Regions from separate parts of the Homo sapiens genome. Here region 1 is linked to region 2. A link is a contact called in ENCODE POLR2A ChIA-PET data. All regions are on one chromosome and are shown on one strand. Each heading gives the region's core, a stretch centred on a gene start or an enhancer-like site at or near the end of the contact. The rest is flanking DNA. Distances are from core to core; before and after follow the strand shown. Region 1 overlaps RAB39A (RAB39A, member RAS oncogene family). Region 2 holds the start of CUL5 (cullin 5).

Region 1 (6,452 bases), core at 3,775-6,274, 52 kb after region 2:
TTTTAATAAGTTCATATATGTCTCTCGTCAAGATTGTGAAGGATTCTTCAACATTTGTAGCATCCTTTGCTGAGGTTTCTATATACTTCATTCCACAGTCTGCTGACAGTTTTTCAGCTTCTTCCCTTGTAACTTGACGTTGTGAAGCTAAATCACATTTATGTCCCACTAGCAGAAATACAATCCGAAATGGCTGTACATACATTTTTGCTTCTTCTAGCCAATCTTTCACATGTTCAAAAGATCGTCGGTTAGTAATGTCAAATACTAAAAATCCACCAACTGAGTTGCGGTAATAAGATCGGGTTATTGATCTGAAAAATGAAGAGAAAAAAGGTTGTATAAGGACAACTTGTTCTTTTTCTTCTCCTTCCAACAATCTAGCACCATAATAACATTTGAAGATATCTTAATATGATTTAACTAGAATTTATAAATAAAATATGAGGTATCTCAAGTGAACAAAAATATTCTATGGGACTAATACGCAAGTTTCATACACTGACAGAACACGAAAGTAGTAGTTATTTTTAGTTAGACAAATAAGCACTTACATGCTATGTCATCTCATACTGTCTGATTATTTGTTTTTGCTTTCAAAAATCTGATAGATTATTACATCATTGTGGTTAAAAATAAGCATATTGAAAGACTGAGTAAAGGGCACAGGTTGTACAACAAACTAGATCTTAAGAATCTCACTTGTCATAAAATTTAATGAACTCTTCTCTCTATCAGTTTAGGAAAAAGAAACAAGGGCTGTAGTATGGATCGAATGTCTGTGTCCCTCCCAAATTCTTATGTTGAAATGCTAACCCTAATGTGGTGGTATTAGGATTAGGAGGAGGGGCCTTTGGGATGTAATTTAGGTCATGAGGGTGGAACCCTCGTGAATGGGACCAGTGCCCTTAAAAAAAGATACCCCAGAGAGCACTCTAGTCCTCTTTCTACCATGTGAGGATACAAGGTGGCTGTCTGCAACCCAGAAGAGGGCCCTCACTGGAACCTGACCATGCTGGCACCAGGATCTCCCTGATCATCCACTTCCAGCTTCCAAAATTGTGAGAACTAAATTTCTGTTGTTTAAATCCCCATTCTGTGGTAATTTGTTATAACAGCCCAAACTCACGAAGACAGCAGACTTGTCACAGTATTAGTTACAGGTACAGTCTTGTGTTGCACCTATTCAAGAAACAGGAGACTGTATGGACCTGGGATATGAATCTGAGGTGTGCTAACGATTCTCTGTATGTCTCTCCAGATCTAGTCTCCATCCTTCTCTAGGCCTGAGGAAGCTGTCCTTCACAAAAAGCTTTCCCAAACTCCCTTGCCCTCCAGCTTGCAGGGGGGTTCAGCCAATGGGAGGCGCTGGCTGGAGACAGAAGGAAAGAGAAGTCAGAGTATTTATCCCTCTGTTTGCTTCTGCTGGGCTGTGGCTTAGCAGTGGTGGTATTCCTCTGCTTCTAGTCAGGGTTTCTGTAGGGTGGACCCTCTCCCATGGCTACAGCTGTCACCACGTTCTGGTAATACCATTCTCTGTCCTCTCCTCTTCCAACCAGGTGGTCAATGGCTTCCCACTGTTGCTAGCTCTGAATGCTTCACCATCCTTTATTAGTATCCTTGATGCTGATTGTATCTCTGGAAATAGTCACTTCATTAAACTCTTTTCGGCTAACCTACAATTGTGCCATCTGTTTCCTGGCTGAATCATGAGGCAAGGTGTCAAGGCTATACTGTTTTACGTTTCTTGCCCCTCCACATGTTGTTTTATCTATTTGGAATATCTTCTACCCCTTTTCTGTCTAAGAAACTCCTATGTCTGCTTCAATAGTGAGCTCAATAATCATACCATCTGAGCAGCCTTCCCTGCCACTCACCTCTTTCTTAGGTACTCTTCTTATAGTTCCTCTGAACCACTGGCATTCTGCCATTATGATTATCTTAATTTTCTTGATATGCTGACTGGATTTGCTGTTATGTCAATCATACTGCATGGCAAATGACAGATGTCATACAATGTTTGTTATATTGGATTTTTTTTTTTTTTTTTGAGATGGAGTCTTGCTCTGTCGCCCAGGCTGGAGTGCAGTGGCGTGATCTTGGCTCACTGCAACCTCCGCCTCCTGGGTTCAAGCAATTCTCCTGCCTTGGCCTCCCAAGTAGCTGGGACTATAGGCGCATGCCACCACCCCCAGCTAATTTTTGTATTTTTAGTGGAGACAGGGTTTCACCATGTTGGCCAAGATGCTCTCGATCTCTTGACCTTGTGATCCACCTGCCTCGGCCTCCCAAAGTGCTAGGATTACAGGCGTGAGCCACCGCGGCCAATATTGGATTAATTAACCTTATTGGAGAGGAAAAGTGCTAAATGCTGTATAAACCAGAGATCCCATGAGTCTCAGTTTCCAGTTTGTCAATGGTCTTTTAGCAAACTCATCTGACTACTTGCCTGAGGCACCAAGATCTTTGTGAATGGCCAGTGGGTTATTTGTTACCGTCATACTTTCCTACTTGTCCTCATTGCTGAAATCACAGCTCAGTTCAGTGCCCTGATGCCATAAATAGCTTTGTTGTGGGAGTGCAAACCATTTTACCTCCTCTTTCTTTCTATTTCTCCTGCTTCCCTGTTTCTCCTCAGAATTCCTAGTAGAGAGATTCCCAAGTGGCTATTTTTGAAAAACTTTTGTCAAGGACTATAGTATTATAGAGAAATTGAGTTTTTCACCAACCCGATGCTTAGATTCTAAAAATAAAAAAAGAAAAGAAATTGACAATAAGAAAAATCTCCCACCATCTTTGGCAGGCTATGAATAATGCAGTTGCTATATTTTAACTTTGAGGGATAACTAATTTGTTATTGTTTTGTCACTCATCTTTATATGTGTGAATTTAGGCAGATGTGCAGTGTCTTAAGAGAAATCTAATTAAGGCTATGTTCTTAGACTGAAAGCTTGAATTTACTCAGCATCAAGCCTGCATCACTTTTATCCCTCCTATCCATTTAATTTACCATTACTAGAATATTTTAAAAATGCCTTTTGTGGCTGAAAACTCAATGCTGAAATGCTTATGTATTACACAGAGGCATGTTTTTCACTGTAGGAAATACTATGTTTTCTTTTCTTTTCTTTTTTTTTTTGAGACGGAGTTTTTGTTCTGTTGCCCAGGCTGGAATGCAATGGCACAATCTTGGCTCACTGCAACCTCTGCCTCCTAGGTTCAAGCAATTCTCCTGCCTCAACCTCCTGACTAGCTGGGATTACAGGCGCCCACCACCATGCCCAGCTAATTTTTTAATTTTTAGTAGAGATGAGTTTTTACCATGTTGGCCAGGCTGGTCTCGAGCTCCTGACCTCAGGTGATCCACCCACCTTGGCCTCCCAGAGCACTAGGATAACAGGCATGAGCCACCGCGCCCGGCCAGGAAATACTATCTTTTCAAAAAACTTATTTTTTATTTTCTTTTTAAAATAAGCAACCCTATTAACTGATTGTATTTAATTTTGAAAACACATTTAGATTACAGTTGGCAAATCATCCTACAGAATAAAATTATAGCAAAGTATATGTAATACACATTATAAAAAAACCCTTATTAATAATTAGTTGGGAATAAAAGGACTCAATATAACATCTGTCACTTCTATGTAATAACCTGATTTCTAGCTTCTGTGTGTGGGTCTGTGGGGCTTCAGATTCAGATATAGTTGTCCTGCAGGTAGTGTTTTTCCTAAAACAATTGGGCACTGTTGCTATCAATCATCTGGGGGAAGAAGCAGAGCTTCAGATGGAAAACTTGAACTGAAAGGCAGGTCTTACAGAGGTGTTGAGGGAGCAGCTATCTTTCTCTTGACCTTCCTCCCATAAGTTGAGACACTTAGGTCTCTAGAAGTTCTTGAAGGAATTATGAGAAGGTAGGGAACAGACTCTAAAAGCACTAGGTAGGGAGGCCTCCCTGTAAGGAACTGAAGAGTTGATGAGGAGTAACAATTATTTTTAAGCAACAATCTCTTGTAGTATGGCACTTTATGTCTATTTCCCTCTAGGCTTTGAAAGTCTCCCTGAATGGGTGGGGTGCAGTGGCTCTCACCTGTAATCCCAGCAATTTGGGAGGCCAAGGTGGGCAGATCACCTGAGGTCAGGAATTCGAGACCAACCTGGCCAACATGGTGAAACCCCGTCTCTACCAAAAATACATAAAATAGCCAGGCATGGTGGTGCATGCCTGTAGTCCAAGCTACTTGGGAGGCTGAGGCAGGAGAATTGCTTGAACCCAGGAGGCAGAAGTTGCAGTGAGCTGAGATCACACCATTGCACTCCAGCCTGGGCGACAGAGACTCTGTCTCAAAAAAAAGAAAGAAAAAAAAAAGTCTCCCTGAATTAATGGATGATTTAAGGGAAGGAAAAAAATTGTGGGGTCAGGGAATGGAGGGAAGAAAAGAACAGAAGCAAGGAAGGAAGAGAGAAATAAATGGCATGGATTCTAATCTGGTCTGGTGTGTTATGAGGGAATGAAGAGGTGAGACTATTCTCTGGCAAGAATGATAAAGCAGATACAAAACCCCTAAATACAGTGTGAGGGTGATGTGATGATAGGGAAGGTGAATTCTGGAGGAGAGGGTTCGGGGTTATAAGCTCCTAGCAGTCGCTTGTCCCTCTCAAGTGGAAGATCTGGTTTTAATTATAAAAGAAAGCTGCTGGTTCTTTCATACTTTGAAAGCTACACTATCAGCAAATCTTATCCCATTGCCAGAGGAGCAGTCTCCTTTCCTTGCCTTAATTGAAAACTGCTGGTCCCTGAGAACACTGCTTCCCCTGCAGCACACTCACGTTGCCCATTCTCTAGGATCAGGAGGAGATGGCTTCTGTTTCCCCAGTGCAACTTCCTGATAATTATTCTTTCCCAACCCCTGTTGTAAAAAAAATCTCCTGCTCCTTTGAGGCTTATGCCATCTGGCTCTGCCAACTGCTGTCATCTTCCAACTGCTTGGTCATTCTCCATGTACTAAAGATTTTAGCACTTTGTTTTTCTTTCTGTTTCAATTCCTGTCATTCTGCTTACTGATTTCAACATCCATTTGGATGAGCTGCCTGGTGTCACTTCTCAAATTCCTTGACTCCCTCATCTCTAATAAACCTTTCTCTCTATTCTTCCTTTCTTATCCATTTCCTTTTCATCAGAAATATTAATTACCTCCAAAACTGGAAATTTACACAGTCCACTAAAAATATCAAAACCTCACAGTCTGCCAGCCTGTCTATTCTTTTTTACTGTGGTGATTCTTTAATTTCATCAAGATTTGTAATCCACTGACCAACTCTATCACTTTCTATCCATTAATACTCTCCTACCTTTGCCTTCTTCCATATCTTGAGTTCAATGAGACATCATTATAATTGTTCTCTTGGAAATATCTCAATTTCCAAGCCTCTTTCCCTCTGTCATATTCATCTGGGAAACTTCTATCTCTGGATCAGTCCAGCATGCAGCTGTATGTTTCCGGGGAAAATCACTCAACCAGGCAGGCTGGTGTCACTATGAATTAATTATAACCAATCCCAAGTGGGCACTCAACACTGCTGAGGAATACTGCTAATAACAGGAGAAACTCTTCCTTTTTTCCTCACATTTATGCTTCTACTATAGGAAGAAATGGAAGTTCCATTCAACCTTCCTCTCCCCATAAAAGAGAACTGGAGGCACATTTTAACCCTCTTACTAATCACTCCATAGAAGGACAAATGGCTGCTCTGTTTGGCTAGAGTATGTTTCTTAGGCTGTGGGCAGGATCATTGTGTGTTCAAGGTCAGTACTCTTGTATAGCGTCCTTTTCCCTCCTTTCCTCTTTCTGGATCCATGCTACTGGCTTGCTGATTATCAGAGTCATGCAGGTGCCATGTCAATACTGCTCACTGTTGAATATCAATGGTTTTCAAGTACCTAGCACATAGTGGGCATTCAGTGCACCTTAGTGAATGAATGAATGGTTGATTTGGTCTAAGCCACTTACATAGCTGTTGTGAAAATAGGAGAAATATCAGAGAGAGTGAGGAAGTTTGAGGGAAAGAGATACTAGCAGTGCAAAAAAAGAAAGGTGCCCAACATTATATCTATTACTAGTGTGGTCTTATGTTCTCACACTGAGGTCATTGAGTTGCTATGAGCATTATCAGTGTTGGAGGGGGTGGATAAATTATATATTCAGAAATACATACATCCTAAAGATATATCCAATGAAAATACAGTAGCCAGCAATCTCTGTGAAGTTTCTTGGGGGAAGGGAGTCCTTTAATCAGGGGTATGTTGATGAAACCTCTCCAAAGAAGAAAAGTTACCATATTTTATACCCCCTACTAAAAAAAAAAATGCATAATACTTGGTGAAACTTTTTCATTTTTTAAAATTTTTATAATTGTTTCTGAGATGGAGTTTCACTCTTGTTGCCTAGGCT
Region 2 (7,092 bases), core at 2,188-4,687:
GAGGGGTGAGGCTCAGCAAGAAAAGGTTTAAACAATTGCTGTTTGGGGTGGAACAATAAACTGGAAATGAAAAAAATGAGCACTAAGGGCCCAGATGATAATTGCAAAAGAAAAGGAACAATCACAATTACATGTTCAAAGTAATCTAAAACAGAAGATAAAATTATAATATCAGATCCCTACAAATGTTCTACAGACTCACTCTGTAAGGAAAAACAACAAAGATAAAGTAGTTACATGGAAAGGTTTTCAGAGATACAAAACCCCTAAGCAGTTAACTGTATATGTCAAAATGTGCTACACAAATCTTTACATAGCTGAAAGACTTCTAAGATCCAGCAATAGTCCACTTGCTTTAAACAGACAATAAAATTATTAGAGTCAAATTCCAATATTAAAAAAGAAAAGCAGCTAGACATGGTGGCTCACGCCTATAATCCCAGCACTTTGAGAGGTCGAGGAGGGTGGATCATGAGGTCAAGAGATGGAGACCATCCTAGCCAACATGGTGAAACCCTGTCTCTACTAAAAATACAAAAATTAGCTGGGCGTGGTGGCGTGCGCCTGTAGTCCCAGCTACTCGGGACGCTGAGGCAGAAGAATCGCTTGAACCCGGGAGGCGGAAGTTGCAGTGAACCAAGATCGCACCACTGAACTCCAGCCTGGCAACAGAGCGAGACTCCGTCCCCCTCCAAAAAAAAAAAAATTAAAAAGAAAGAAAAGCTGGTGGTTTTTTTTATGACATTGGCTTCTAACTTCTAAGTTACACATCAAGAAAGTTCACTAGAGTCACTGAGTCACTTACTTTTTTTCAAAATATTATCACCTTCCCTTTATTTGTAAATGTTCAAGTTAAAACACTTTTTAAATTCTTGTGAGCTTTTAAACCTAAACCCTAAGTACCCCGTTTTCTGTATATTCAGGCAGTTTTCCCATTCACAGGTCTGTGCTGTGGATGTAGATTCAGAATTTCCACAAGTACTTAACTAATATGAACCAAAGTAGCTTCCACAGGTAAGTACTTAACTAATATGAACCAAAATAGCTTCCACAGGTAAGTACTTAACTAATATAGACCAAAGTAGCTTCTCCTCCAAACAATCCTTTGTGAGGTTTTGTAAGTAGAACAGTGACTTACTCTTTTCTGAGAGTTATTTTTCGGGAGAAAAAGACCTTGCTTTATATCCAGGTAATCAACAAGTCAAAATTTTCCAGAATCACGGACAAAATTACTTCTTAAACACGTTTCAATTAATAGCATACTGTTTATGTAAACACACAGATGCATTAATAGGAGTCTTCAGAAATAAAACAAATTTTCTTTCCTTTTCTTTTTTCATTTAGAGTCTCACAGAGCAGTGGCGTGATCATAGTTAACTATAACCTCTAACTCAGAATTATCAATAGCACCTATATTGTAGGAACACTGTGAAGATTAAATTAATGTATCTAAAACAATCCTCCCACCTTGGCCTCTCAAAGAGCTGAGATTACAGGAGTGAGCCACTGTGCCCAGCCCACAAATTTTCTTTCTGAAGTAAAGCATGAGAAATTTGCTATACCATTATAAAAGAGAAAAGCAGAGTGGGATGGGTTACTCAATTCCCCGAATTAGTTTTCTTAAAGAAAGAGGGGGAGTAGTTATAGTAATTTATTGTATTATACTAATTAAGTGCCAGGCACTGTTTTAAGCATTATAGATATATTAACTAATTTAATCTTCACAATGTTCCTATGATACAGGCGCTACTGATAATGCTGTCCTACTCATAAGGAAACTTGCCCAAAGTCATACAGCTTTTAAGTGGTGGCTATTCAGGGAGTCTAATTCTAGGGCCCCTCTCCCTTTTAAAAGGTGATATACAGTACTGCCTCTTAGTAAAATTTGTTCTTCATTTTATGAGACAGTCCCATCTATTAGACAATCAAATATCAGTGGTCTAAAGAAGACATGATGGTTAGGTTCCTGTATATTTTCTATTATTTTCTAGTATTCATCCACATTGCCTGAAGGCATGAGAGGCCTCAGGAAGAAGTGGTTCATCCTTTGTATTAGGCTGGTGCAAAAGTGACTGCGGTTTTTGCCATTAATATTATGTTCCCTGAGCTATTCACTACCCCCATTTCTGTCCGTACTTTTAAGGCAAATGATTAACTACTACAGACACATACACAGAACAGACTAGTTCTAAGTCTTCCTCATTCTTCTCCAAACTTTTTAACTGGTGGAGAATCTGCCCCTGTGGGCCTAGATCTCCCTTGCTATATAAAACTAACTTTAAATACTGTCTTTGACAAGGTAACTTTCCTGCGCCCTAAAACGATGGTATCGCTTCATCAGTTGTCATCTGGTTGTGTCCTGTAACTGGGTGGGGGTTAGAAAGCAGTTTCCTAAGGAAAAAGATGAACTCAAGAATGGGAGAATTAGGAGGGAAGGTGTAACACGCAGAAAAGGGAGGAAGGGGGGTGGAGTGGGAGGCACTGCTGGTCTGACTCGGAATTTCGTGCAGACAGAACGAGAACAGAAATGGAAGAAGTGGGGGGTCGAGTCACTGAAACCTGTTAGGCAGCATTTTCTTGGTTTTTCCTTTGATGCGTCTTAGACATTGCTTTACAAGAAACTGAGACCTAACAGTACTAACGGCCCAGCTGGTCAGGACACCGCACGACCATTCATCTCCCGCTCCCGGCCAGAGCTGGTCCCTTGAAAGCATCGCTCCTCGCCAGCGCTCAGCCAGGCTTTTCTCCCAGCGGCCAGTCGGCGGGAGCGACCACCAGAGCCTGTCGACCCCAAGGCCACAGACCCGCGTTCCGGTACTCGCCGGCTGCCACCGCGGCTTCCCTGCCAGTGGACAACCCCTGAACACTCCCACACTTCGCAGCTGAACCTGAGCCGTGCCTTTCCCAAAGAGCCGAACCCGGCGGCCACACAGTAAAACCCAAGCTGGAGTGAGGGTCTTACCTTTAACAGATTAGACGTCGCCATGTTCTTTAACTTGGACTCTCGCGAGACGACGCGAGAATTCGTGGCGCTCCCGGCCAGGCCTTGACCGGAGGCCGGAGCTCCCACCAGGGCCCAGGGCCCGTCGGCCCGCACCAGGGTGTGGTGGGCGCTGGAGCAGCGCGCCGACAGCGCTGACCTCGTCCCAAGCACCAGGAGCTTCCTCACTCTTCTCCCCTACATGGTCACCGGAGCTTCCCCACGCGAAAGACCTCATGCACGCGCTCAGGAAGACCGGAACGGCGAATGCTGAGAAGGTAACGGGAGCCGACCTGACTTGGAAGAGGAAGCATCGACTCCACGAGCCTCCCCGACTCCTTCGGATTAGCCTTTGTGGTTGCACCCGCCGCGGCCACCTGCAACGAATTTAGCTCGGCTTAGGCCCCGCAGCTCAGGTTCCGCGGCCACGTCACGTGACGCGAGGGCGGGGACGCGCTCGGGAGCGAGCGTGGGAGCCTGGAAGCCTCGGTGGGTCCCGAGGCTGCAGCGAGGCCGGGACCGTGCCCTCTGCTGGCGGGACCTGGCGTTTTCCGGCACCCCGCCCCAAATCCCGGACTCGGTGTTAAGGGAGGTGCATTGTCCTGAAATGCTTACAACAGCTGTCTTCAATAACTCGTGCATAGAATGCGCCCAGTAAATATGTGTTGACTGCACAAGCGTGATGACTCTTAATATTTCTATTCAGGAATGCTTGGCACTTAGATAAAATATTGTTCAGTGCTTTGGGAGGCCGAAGGGGGAGGATCACTTGAGGCCAGTTCAACACCCTCGTCATTACAAAAAAGTTTGAAAAAAAAAAAAAAAGATTGTTTAGAGAATGAATATTAATCTTCGATTTTCTGAAGGCACATTATCCTAGAAGATCCTAAACCATAAGCCTCCGGGTTTTACCCCTTCAGACCACACACCACTGGCCAATGAGATAATATAATTTACATGTGGAACCTGCAGGATACCTGGTATTGTATTTTGCAGGTTTACAAACAGCCTTCATACGGCCATAATGCGTAGAAATAAGTAAGAGCTCTGGACTAAGAGAAGAGGGATGGGCCTACTTAAAGAATCCAATCAAGTAGTTAATACTTGTTTGAGCACTTGTATATACTAGGCACAGGAAATACAGGATTAAATAAAAGAGAAGACCCCTGCTCGTTTGGAGTTTATGGCCTAATAAGGTAGCCAAATGTTAAGGATGGCTACACAAGTCAAATATTACTTAGTGGGAGTTGTGATAAATATTGCAAAGAGGCCGGGCGCAGTGGCTCACGCCTATAATCCCTATAGGGCCCCGTGGCTCACGCCTATAATCGGCACTTTGGGAGGCCGAGACACCTGCGGTCAGGAGTCCGCGACCAGCCTGGCCAACATGGTGAACCCCTGTCTCTACTAAAAATACACAAATTAGCCGGGCATGGTGGCGGGCACCTGTAATCCCAGCTACTCGGGAGGCTGAAGCAGGAGAATCGCTTGAACCCTGAAGGTGGAGATTGCAGTGAGCCGAGATCGCGCTATTGCACTCCAGCCTGGACGACAGAGCGAGACTCTTGTCTCAAAAAAAAAACAAAAAAAACAAAAAAAAACTACAAACAAAAAAATACAGTGTGCACTTGAGAGCGTAGGAAGGGAAAGGAAACTAGTATCCTAATCTCCATCTACCCAAGCCACCCTTTGCTTATGCTTAACTGAACCTTAAGACAACTTTTGAGAGCTTGATTTCAGCGTCCTACTGTCAACCGAAGCATTCCAATTTTCCTAACTCACTTGTTCTGGAAACACCACTGCTACAACTCTGACTTCAATAAGTTCTCCATTCCATTGACCCCACCTGTTATCTGCCATCTCCTGTTTTCACTCTTTCTCATCCAATTTAGAATCGGCCCACTGTTATAAAAATGTTTAAATATTTAAAATGCTTAAATATTTATTTCTTAAAAATAGCGCAGGCACATAATACAAAATTCAGAAGGTGCTAAAAATAATACAATCAAAAGTAGTCTTCCTTCGACTTTCTGGGGTGATGTAATGTTCTATATTGTGGTAGGGACTTCAGTTATTCAGGTGTATGCACTTGTCAAAACTCAGCCAGTATACCCTTAAGATTTATGCATTTCAGCCAAGCACAGTGGTGCAATCCTGTAAGCCCAGCACTTTGGGAGGCGAAGGCAGGCAGATCACTTGAGCCCAGGGGTTCGAGACCAGCCTGTGCAAAGTAGCTATCGCTATAAAAAATAATAAAATTTTTAAAAAATGTGCATTTAATTCAAAGAGAAAATAGTTAACAAAATTTGAAGTTTAATGCTACCCATACTGAAGAATTTAGGAGTAAGTGAATCTATATTTATAATTTACTTGGAAATGTATCAAAAAATAAGATGAACTGATGGTTGGGTAGAAACACTGATAAAGCGGGCCTGGCGTGGTGGCTCACGCCTGTAATCCCTGCACTTTGGGAGGCCGAGGCAGGTGGATCACCTGAGATCAAGGGTTCAAGACCAGCCTGGCCAACATGGTGAAACCTTGTCTCTACTAAAAATACAAAAAATTAGCCGGGAGTGGTGGCGGGCACCTATAATCCCACCTACTCAGGGGGCTGAGGCAGGAGAATAGCTTGAACCCAGGAGGCAGAGGTTGCAGTGAGCCAAGATTGCGCCACTGCACTTCAGCCTGGACAACAAGAGTGAAACTCTGTCTCAAAAAAAAAAAAAAAGTATGTATATATATATATATATATATATATATATATGGCAAGTATAGTAAAATGTTAATGGTAGAGTCTAGGTGGTGGCTATGCTAGGGTTCCCTGTGTAAAACCAACTCATCTATATGTTTAAAATTTTTCATAATTAAATATTCGGGGAAAATTTTTAAAAAATAGGCCTGCCTTCCTCCACAGTCCCCCAGGCATCCATTCTTTCTTCTCATAGACAACAGTTATGTTTCTTGTGAATGCCTAGGACATTCTGTGCATGTATAAGCATTCATGTATGTATTATTTTTTCTCTCCCCACAAATGATGGTATACTACATATATTCTTTAACATATTTGTTTTCACTCAGCAGTATGGTATAAATTACTGAAAAAAAAATTTGTGCCTTTTTTTTTCACACTTTCTTTTCTTCTTCTTCTTTTTGAGACAGAGTCTTGCTCTATCGCCCAGGATAGAGTGAGGTGGCATGATCTCCACTCACTGCAACTCCCACCTCCCAGGTTCAAGCGATTCTCAACGCCTCAGCGGCCTGAATAGCTGGAATTACAGATGTGAGCCACCAAGCCCGGCTAATTTTTGTATAGAAATGGGGTTTTACCATATTGGCCAGGCTGGTCTCAAATTCCTGGCTTCAAGCAATCCTCCCACCTCAGCCTCCTAAAGCGCTGGGATTACAGCTGTGAGCCATCATACCTCACCTTTGACCTTAAAAGTCAAAGCTTTTAAGTTGTAAGAGGGGCTTCGTGAAATTATGTTGGCAAGTAGAAATGAGCATATGTTTCTTCTTATATTTATATAAGACATATATAAAAATCAACCATTCCTTCTTATATTTCATAGCCTCTTATGTGATTAATTACATGGGAAAATGCTCAGAATATAATAGGTAAAAATATAGGATGCAAAATTCCACATATGTGCCACAATTCCAACTTTGTAAAGAAAGAAAGCTACAGTTTTATTTCCTACTCTGAATAGTGGATAAACTGGAAAAAATATTCAAAATGTTACCAGTGTTTGTGAGTAGTAGAAAATGGGATAATTTTACTTCTATTTATTTAAAATCTTTTTAAAAATCACCTGCTGGCTGGGCACAGTGGCTCATATCTATAATCCCAGCACTTTGGGAGGCTGAGGTGGGCAGATCACCTGAGGTCGGGAGTTCGAGACCAGCCTGACCAAAATGGAGAAACCCTGTCTCCACTAAAAATACAGAATTATCCAGGCTTGGTGGCACATGCCTGTAATCCCAGCTACTTGGGAGGCTGAGGCAAGAGAATCACTTGAACCCGGGAGTGGGAGGTTGTGGTGAGCCGAGATCACGCCATTGTACTCCAGCCTGGGCAACAAAGAGCGAAACTCCGTCTCCAAAAAAAAAAAAAA

Evidence for each region. ChIA-PET counts read pairs that join two places held with the same protein, here RNA polymerase II (POLR2A).
Region 1: POLR2A ChIA-PET joins it to region 2 with 12 read pairs in SK-N-SH. The contact joins the enhancer-like site here to the promoter of CUL5 in region 2. POLR2A ChIA-PET finds 5 or more read pairs at or near these places in 7 of 52 experiments (A549, H1, MCF 10A and 4 more).

The regions. Positions count from the first base shown.
Region 1 is chr11:107,955,808-107,962,259 of GRCh38, reverse strand. It overlaps RAB39A (RAB39A, member RAS oncogene family), which reads right to left. Exons shown (of 2, transcript NM_017516.3): 2 at 1-314. Among named protein-coding and RNA genes, the nearest start is that of RAB39A, 31 kb to the right of the region's middle. RefSeq lists enhancers at 556-615, 4,881-5,040. Within about 2 kb of position 5,024, at least 2 of the 41 ENCODE cell types and tissues checked have a DNase peak (open chromatin) inside an H3K27ac peak, as active enhancers do.
Region 2 is chr11:108,005,243-108,012,334 of GRCh38, reverse strand. CUL5 (cullin 5) reads right to left here and starts at 3,437. Exons shown (of 19, transcript NM_003478.6): 1 at 2,963-3,437. The coding sequence starts at 2,986. RefSeq lists enhancers at 2,923-3,112, 3,213-3,312.